2 separate regions of the Homo sapiens genome follow, and region 1 is linked to region 2. A link is a loop called in an ENCODE intact Hi-C map of the cell type or tissue named here. Cell type or tissue: endothelial cell of umbilical vein. All regions are shown on one strand. Each heading gives the region's core, and the rest is flanking DNA. Links, peaks and the distances in the headings are about the cores only.

Region 1 (4,396 bases), core at 220-4,219, 540 kb before region 2:
ACTTTTTTTTTTTTTTTTTTTGAGATGGAGTCTTGCTCTGTCGCCCAGGCTGGACTGCAGTGGTGCGCTCTCGGCTCACTGCAACACTGCAAGCTCCGCCTCCCGGGTTCACGCCATTCTCCTGCTTCAGCCTCCCAAGTAGCTGGGACTACAAGGTGCCCACCACCATGCCTGGCTAATTTTTTGTATTTTTAGTAGAGACGGGGTTTCACCGTGTTAGCCAGGATGGTCTCCAACTCCTGACCTCATGATCCGCCCACCTCGGCCTCCCAAAGAGCTGGGATTACAGGCATGAGTCACCACGCCTGGCCTAAAATGGTGACTTTTAAATTATGTGAATTGTATCTCAATTAAAATGCCAAATTAAAACAAAACGCAGTTCACCTTTGCTCTCTAGGGTCAGAGTAGCTCATGGTGTGTGTGTGGGGTGGGGCGTTGGAGTGATGGGGAAGCATTCCCTTGTACATGCTGCCTGTTTCCACAAGACCATGTTGAAAGGAATGTGTCCTTCATGACTGCAGCCTGAGTCACACAAAAGCCATTTCAGTCTGTACATCAGGAGTTTTGCAGCCATAAAGAGGACTCTCGCTGGGCGCGGTGGCTCACGCCTGTAATCCCAGCACTTTGGGAGGCCGAGGTGGGCGGATCATGAGGTCAGGAGTTCAAGACCAGCCTGGCCAACATGGTGAAACCCCATCTCTACTAAAAATACAAAAAAAAAAAAAAATAGCCAAGCATGGTGGCACGCGCCTGTAATCCCAGCTACTCAGGAGGCTGAGGCAGGAGAATCACTTGGAGGTTGCAGTGAGCTGAGATCATACCACTGCACTCCAGCCTGGGCAACAGAGCGAGACTCCGTCTCAAAAAAAAAAAAAAAAAAAGGACTCTGCTAGTACATACACATCATGGTGATTGCTCTTGTGTGCTGGTTGCCATGGTTATGTGACATGCAACAGTGGCATTTGATAAAACTGCTTCTCTGTAAGTATTAATGTCATTAACCTCCCAGCTGGTTTGTCTGACTTCTTTGCCATCCAGTGACTTGCAGCTGTAAGAGTGAGGGCAGTTTTGAAGGATATGCTATATTCTTGCACAAAATTAAATTTTTATTCTGGGAAATGTTGCTTTCTGCTTATTCTGGAAAAAAAAATAAATCAGTAGACTCTGATTGTGACTGATACAAAAGATCTGATGACTTCGAGCCAAGATCTGACATTTCATAGCAGATAATTCACTGAGGACAAGGAGTGAATAGCCAGTAAAACCCAGTTTCTAGATACTCTCTGAGGTAGCTCTTCTCTACAGTTTCTCTTTGCTGCTTGGGCTAAATAATCATTTACATTTTTCCTTCTTCCTAGCACATACAGCTATTTTATATTCCCAGTGAAATCCTGTTCACTGTTTATGTGGATGACATTATTCTGAGCTGTCAGATGTATATTTTCATTTTCATTGCTACTCTGATGAGTCAGTGAAGCACTTTTGAGCCATTTAATAACTTTTGTAATTTGCAGATATTGCACAAGCATATGAATGCATAAAGCATATTTTAAAATATAAACAACAACATGCATAGGATGGAAAATAAGATTAGCCCAGGTGGCTGGGCACAGTGGCTCATGCCTGTAATCCCAGCACTTTGAGAGGCTGAGGTAGGAGGATTGCTTGAGCCCAGGAGTTGGAGACCAGCCTGGGAAACATAGTGAGACCTTGTCCCCACAAAAAATAAAATTAGCCAGGCATGGTGGTACATGCCTGTGGTCCCAGCTACTTGGGAGGCTGAGGTGGGAGGATCTCTTGAGCCCCGGAGGTTGAGGCTGCAGTGAGCTGAGACTGAGCCTCTGCACTCCAGCCTGGGCAACAGAGTAAGACCCTGTTTCAAAAAACAAACAAGCCAACAAAAGGATTAGTCAAGGTAATTCAAGCAGTCCTGGAAACCCCTTGTGCCAATTTTAAGATTGTAATAATTATTAAAAACATAATCATTATTAGAACGTAATGATATTTCTGTCACAGCCATAATCGCTGTCATTTTTCAGATCTGTGAAAAGTAGAGGAACAAAATTGTTGATCACTTTGTCCTCTGAAACTATCTGTCTACCTGAGGACCTGTTGAGTAAACTGTCCTTGGGCCTCACTCTGAGAAACATTTCACTGCCTTAAGAGATATCAAATTCCTAAGAGATGGGCTGTGGGGAAGATGACTGAAGGACAGATGGGTGTACAAATCTGGAGGCTTGAGGGGAGACAGAGTGGACTCCGGCATTTTCCGAGTCCTACATTTCTTCCTCTGGCCTGGGAGTACGCAGCAATGATTATGATCTACCACCAGAGGGCACTGTGGCACTAGGGACGCCAGCCTTGGACCCCCCTGGGTCTGGCGTTCCTATTCTTCTCCACGTATTCTTGACGGCTACCCAAAGAGCTTTCAGCTCTTTAACCACATTAATTTCGTTTCTTTCCTTACATTCAGGGTTCTTAACCTGGCAACCATGGTAGGACTTTTTATGGTCAGTGAACCTCAGAATTTATATATATATGTCTGAGTAAGTGTATATACCTCTATCTAGAGGTAGTTTATAGTTGTAATCAAGTTCTCAAAGGTGTATGTGACCGTCTTCTCCCACCAAAAGTCAAGAATTATTGCCTAAGTAGTAGTATCCCCTTGAAGGGGTAGAATACAGTGATGTTAGGGACCAGTTGGTTGACCAGGGGAAAACACTTTTTATAGGTTATTTAATACAAGCCTCAAACTACCTTGCAAGATGTCTCCATTTTACCAATGAAGAGCCTGAAGTTCAAAGAGGCTAAAGATTGCCCGGGTCACACAGCTAGGAAGTGGTGAGGCTGGGGTTCAGTTCCTGGAGTGTCCAGCTCTGCGCTGTTGCTGCACTGAGAGAGAGCCTCACCCATTCATCAGCAAAGATGTGGAAGGCACCAAGGACATGTCCAGAGCTGTGCTGGGTGCTGAGGACAGTCTGGCGACCAAGCAGCGTTGGTTCCTGCCTTCGGGGGGCTTCATGCCTGGAGGAGGTGGTGACGGCGGTCGTGGGGGTTGGAGATAGACACTAAACACACAAGCGTGTAGCTACACACTGGGAACTGTGCTCCAAAGAAATGAACAGGGCACAGCAGAGACGGTGGGGAAACCTGCAGGTACACTGGCTAGGGGAGGCCTGTCCGAGGAAACAGCATATTAGCTCAAGGTGAAGCCGGGACTGTCTTCAGGGAGGGAGAGCCCGGCCTGGCTGGGCAGGGGGTGCAGTCAGCAGGGCTTTCTAGGCCAGGTCAGTAATTCAGACTTTATTCTAAGGGAAACAGTACACCATCGTGGAGTTTAAAACAAGGGAGAGGCTGGGCCAGTGGCTCACGCCTGTAATCTCAGCACTTTGGGAGGCCAAGGCAGGTGGATCACCTGAGGTCAGGAGCTCGAGACCAGCCTGACCGACATGGTGAAAGCTGAGGCGGGAGAATCACTTGAACCCGGGAGGCAGAGTGAGCCGAAATCACGCCATTGCACTGCAGCCTGGGCGACAGAGCAAGACTTCCTCTCAAAGAACCAAAAAGTAAAAGCAAGGGAGAAAGAAACTTGAGCTAATTTATGGGTTTTTCTTTTTAATAATGGCAAAAAAAAACAACATAAAATGTACCATCCTAACGTTTTTTTTTTTTTTTTTTTTTGACGGACTTTCGCTCTTGTTGCTCAGGTTGGAGTGCAATGGCGTGATCTCCGCTCACCACAACCTCCGCCTCCTGGGTTCGAGTGATTCTCCTGCCTCAGCCTCCTGAGTAGCTGGGATTACAGGCATGCGCCACCATGCCCAGCTAATTTTGTATTTTTAGTAGAGATGGGGTTTCTCCAGGTTGGTCAGGCTGGCCTCAAACTCCTGACTTCAGGTGATCCACCCGCCTCAGCCTCCCAAAGTGCTAGGATTACAGGCGTGAGCCACTATGCCTGGCCCCATCTTAACCATTTTTAAGGGTACATTTCAGTTGTGCTAAATGCGTTCACACTGCAGTGCAACCTATTTCCAGAACTCTTTGCACCTTGCCAAGCTGAAAGTCTGAACCCATTAAACAATAACCCCCCATTCTCCTCTCCCCCGGGCAACCGCCATTCTACTTCTGTCTCTGTGATCTTGACGATGCTAAGTGGAATCATACAGTGCTTGTCCTTGGCTTATTTCACTTTGCATAATGTCCTCACTGTTCATTCATGTTATAGCATGTGTCAGAATTTCCTTCCTTTTTAAGGCTGAATAATATTCCACTGTATGTAGCATTTTGTTTATCCACTCATCTGCTGATGGACACTGGGAAGATTCCTTTTTTTGTTTTTTTGTTTTGTTTTGTTTTGTTTTTGCAGCAGAGTCTCACTCTGTTGCCCAGGCTGGAG
Region 2 (4,396 bases), core at 149-4,148:
TTTAAAACCTTTTTATTTTGAAAAATTTTAGATTCACAGCGCAGGAACTTGCAAAGATAGTACAGAGGGGCCCAGCGTGCACTTCTTCTAGCTTCCTCCCGTGGTTTCGTCTTATGTAACTACGGCACAACATCAAAACCAGAAAACTGACATTGATGAGGTGGAGCTTTAAATGATACCTTTTATTCCCAGTAATTTAACTTTGATATGTGAGATATAAGCATAAGCCTGTAAGTAATACTTCCATGCGTGCATGATACCTCTATAGAACTTCCCTGTCTCTACTCACCAAGGGATTGATTTCATTTGTTAAGCACTTACATGAACAGAGAACACTAGGACATTTTTTAAAAAGCTGATTAATCTAAACCATATTGAAAAAAGATTGGTTACTTTAGGTCTGAGACCTTAATAGCAGCTGTTTAGTCTGAATTTCCTGAATGATTGCCTCTTTGTACCTTCTCCCGTTGTGCTAACAGGGCTCTGAATCACCTAATCCATGAGCAATGATTTACCCTGAAGAACATTGCTCACTTTAGGGTCTTGGTTCAATGGACTGTCAAGCCGTTTATCAAGCTTCTTAGGCTTTCTGGAGAAAATAATAAATCAAAGGAATACAGCATTGGATTTATAGCCACAGTTACTTCTCACTAGAAACCTGTGTATTGTACAGCTTAGTGAATACCCTAGACCTGATTTCCATTCTGGGCAGGCTTCCCTCATCTTTCAGCTTGTCTAGAGGCAGCCTCTCTCACAAAATACAAAGTCATTTCGATGTCATTCTTAGCCAGAATTCCTCTAGAATTCTGTTAAAATTGATTACATCAAAAACCCCCCAATACATATATAAAGCATTCTGACTTCACATTTAAATGATTTGAGGAGAATCCATACCATGGTGGCTGCCATCTTGTACAAATGATGGATAGTTGCCTGCACTCTAATTTAAAGACCAGCAATTTACACAGCACTTAGGTTTCAAAGTGCTTTGCACCCGCTTGGCTGCTAATACGTTTTTCATTCCTGACCTTTTAGCATTGACTAGTTCCAACTAGGATTCAGTTGACTAGGTTTCTGTCTCTCCTCAGTCCATGCTTAAAAGAAAAAACCGCTAAGTTAAATGAAGTCCCTAACACATATACTTGAAGAGCAGCATTGAGGAACTCATATGTTCTTGGACGTGACTTAAAAGCGAACGTCTTTTACTAGAATTTATACAGACAAGTGATTTTCTGTGTAAATCTGTTTTTTAAGGGGGTACTTTCCTCTCTGAAAATAGCAATTCCTTCTCAACTACATAGCAAACACAGGTCTGACCCAGAAGACATAAACTGGGCTCTCTAGTCACCCAGCAGAACATGCCCAGGTGAAACTAGCACAGCTGAATGTATTATTAAGATATGACTATTTAATATTTTCGACGTGGATGAGTCATTTTTATTGACCTTTGCCAGCGAGTCAGTGGAGGAACTGGGGTTTATCCTCAGGGACCGACAATTTCCATTCTCTCACACAGGAGGCCTTTCCTTCCTGTGGACTTAGTAGCTCATTAAAAACAGAAGCCTAGAAACTGGGGCTTGACAGCAAGTGGCAGCCCTCAGTAAATCTGCCACCCTTCAACTTCTTAATGAAGGGGGAAAGAGACCCAGGCATCCTTTGGCTTTGGAGGTTTCCTCTGAGCACTGGCTTTAGCACACAGGGCACCAGCTTGCTCTCCCTAGCAGTGGCTCCCACTTGTGAGCCATGCTCTCTAGCGCCCTCTGCTGCTTCTTTCTGTTGGAAACAGCTGTGGTTCTCAGTGCTGGATCCCCTGCCTCCCCATCATTGTCTCCAGCTGCCCTGTAAGAACAGCCAGTGCTTTGCTTTCGTGAAATCTTAAGTTCTCCACCCTTTCCCCCTGAACCATGAGCTTAACCATCCTCCCATCTCCCTGGGAGAATATTACACAACAGAGGGATGAGTTCATTCATTTTTCCTATCAGTGTATGGTATAGAGGGTTATTGGGAAAGTCAGTCAGGGCTGATTCTTTGGTTCTTATTTCCAAGCATTCATATGAGCCTAAATCTGTTGGATACAGCTAGTCAGCTAACGAATGAATGGAATTTCAAATATATTCCTCAGTCCATTAAATGGAAATACACTAAGAATAGGTTGGAATACAGGCCATTAGAGATTATTTGGTTCATGCTCCAAGTATCAAAGAATCTAGATCTTGGAAGAATTTGCCTTGCTCTTTCATTCTCCCTAATCTTATTTCATGGTTATAATAATTCTTATTAGGTTGAGGTTATTAATCTCCATTCTACAAGTGGCTCTCCAGCTCATGCTCTTAGAAAAGGGCTTTCCACCCAGATCTACTCCGTTCTTCCCCATGTAGAACTTCTCCTTCTGGAGGTGAGAGCATGCACAGGTCTAGCCACACACTCGTGTTTGTTTCTACTTGGGACCAGTATCACCTGTTTGTGAGACAGCCAGTAGGCTTTACAAAAACAGCCTAGACTGAAGAATGGATGATGAAATCCAGCTTCAGGCTGTGATTTATTCACAACTGTGGATGCATCCCATTCCACCAACCTCATGGACCCCAGATGTTCTGAAGGGACTTTATGAGGCATCATTTAATGCTCAATGTCTCTGACAGATCTCACTAACTTTCCAGGGCACTTGTAGTGACAGGGAGCTCCATATCCCATCTTTTCATTGTTGTTTTTGAACAAAGTATGAGTAACACTCTCCAGGTGAAGAATACAATGCTAACTTCTTTAACATTCCTTACTTATGGAGTTGAAAAACTCAACCATAGATTTGGAAATGGGAGCTATTTGGGGGATGTATTTTTCTTGGAGTGGACCATGCTTGAGCTCCACCTGACCCAACAACCTCCATCTATTGCAGCAGAGAGATGTGTGACCAGCAGAATGCCTTCACCATGTGTCCCCTGTGTGACAAGTCCTGTGATTACTGGAACCTCAGCTCAGCCTGTGGGACCGCGCAGGCCAGCCACCTGTTTGACAACCCTGCCACCGTCTTCTTCTCTATCTTCATGGCTCTGTGGGGTATGTGGCCATCACCAGGCTTGCTTATATGGGTGGTTCCTTTACATGGGCACAGTGACCAAGCTGTAAAGCTCATCCCCTTCAGGTTACTTACTTTCGCATTTTTTCTTCCCATCACAAGAAGTATTTTAAGGATGACACTTTTCTTTTCTTTACTCATATGTGTGAATAGAAACAGGAATATCCTTCATGTCTTTATCTGTTTTCTCTCAGATGTAGTCATGCTAACCATGTACTAGCCCCATGTGTGATTTATTCAGAATTTGAACCAATGCCTGTTTTGAAAACTCCTAGCACACCTGTAAGACTCCTGCAGGTGCACTGACTTAGGTAAGATTGTAGATATCGTGCAGCACAATACTTAGAATGGTGGAGTGACTGCCGTGGTCACAGAGTTAGCTCATGGGAAAGGTGGGCTGAGATTTGGTCTCCTGACTCCTGTTCAGTGCGATTGTTAGGGCATCATGAGTGTAGACTGTACTGTCCCTGCACTGTTTAATTTAATATTTAATGCCAGGGTAATGCTTTCAGTATTCCCACCAAAGGGATTAGTGGAGGAAAAAATAATTCCTTCATTTTTCTCCTCCTCCCTTCCTCCCAGAGTATGGGGTAATAAACTTGTTCTGAGCCATAGGTAGCTGACTGTAAACACACACAGATACACACACACACACACACACACACGCCTATTCTCACAAACTGGAATAACGCGGGATAACCACCCCATGGTAACTGAGCATTTCTAAGAAGACACACCCATGAGTATTAGAAAAGGGACCAAGTCAACCTGTGTCAGCCCATCTGAGTAGCCACCTGCTCCTTTACTCATCACCGAATGTGCAGGCCCTTGGTTTGCACATTGGATCACAGACCAGCAGGACCACAGTCCTGCTGCAGAGGCTGTTTGATTTATCACTGACTCCATGGCGCCCAGAGGATATGCCAGGATGGGCCCTGAGTCACACGTCCCTGAGCGTATGAGGAGAAGGAGGAGAGGGAGAGGCCTGTTCTCGGTGGTTCTTAGGAGAACTAGAACACAACCTTCCTCCATTCCCTGTGGGGACCTTCACTTGGGTGGAGACAGAACTTGATTGGAAAGATTCCCATATTGCTAGGCCACCAATAAAAATTTCCAGGGCACACTCTATTCTCTATTATCAGGGAGAGCAGCTGCGTCCCGGGAGCACACGGGCAGTGTTCAGCCCATCGAGAGCTGGAGCAGGGAGCAGGAGGAAATGGAATTGTGACCATAGACTCCTGGGACTGTTCACAGGCAGGGTTGGTAGAACACACTGAAGTTGGGGCTTGTTGCCTGGGAAGTCACTGGCAGCTCTGTGTC

The links. Hi-C counts contacts between places; a loop is a spot of excess contacts. Peaks named below come from ENCODE experiments on the same cell type or tissue, not always from the same donor. Only the 100,000 strongest peaks of a DNase experiment are listed, where the experiment ranks them.
Region 1: a loop joins it to region 2, with 22 times the contacts of the local background. A loop is called at or near these places in 1 of 110 quality-filtered maps.

Annotation. Positions count from the first base shown.
Region 1 is chr12:6,283,128-6,287,523 of GRCh38, reverse strand. All of the region lies in intron 2 of LOC105369625 (a long non-coding RNA gene), which reads left to right. Among named protein-coding and RNA genes, the nearest start is that of PLEKHG6, 25 kb to the left of the region's middle. In endothelial cell of umbilical vein, for the core only: a CTCF peak has its summit at 2,314 (motif pointing right); DNase peaks (open chromatin) are centred at 503 and 2,353; H3K27ac peaks cover 1,808 bases.
Region 2 is chr12:5,742,818-5,747,213 of GRCh38, reverse strand. ANO2 (anoctamin 2) reads left to right here. Exons shown (of 25, transcript NM_001364791.2): 12 at 2,897-3,057. Among named protein-coding and RNA genes, the nearest start is that of ANO2, 200 kb to the left of the region's middle. In endothelial cell of umbilical vein, for the core only: a CTCF peak has its summit at 1,769 (motif pointing left); a DNase peak (open chromatin) is centred at 1,593; H3K27ac peaks cover 953 bases.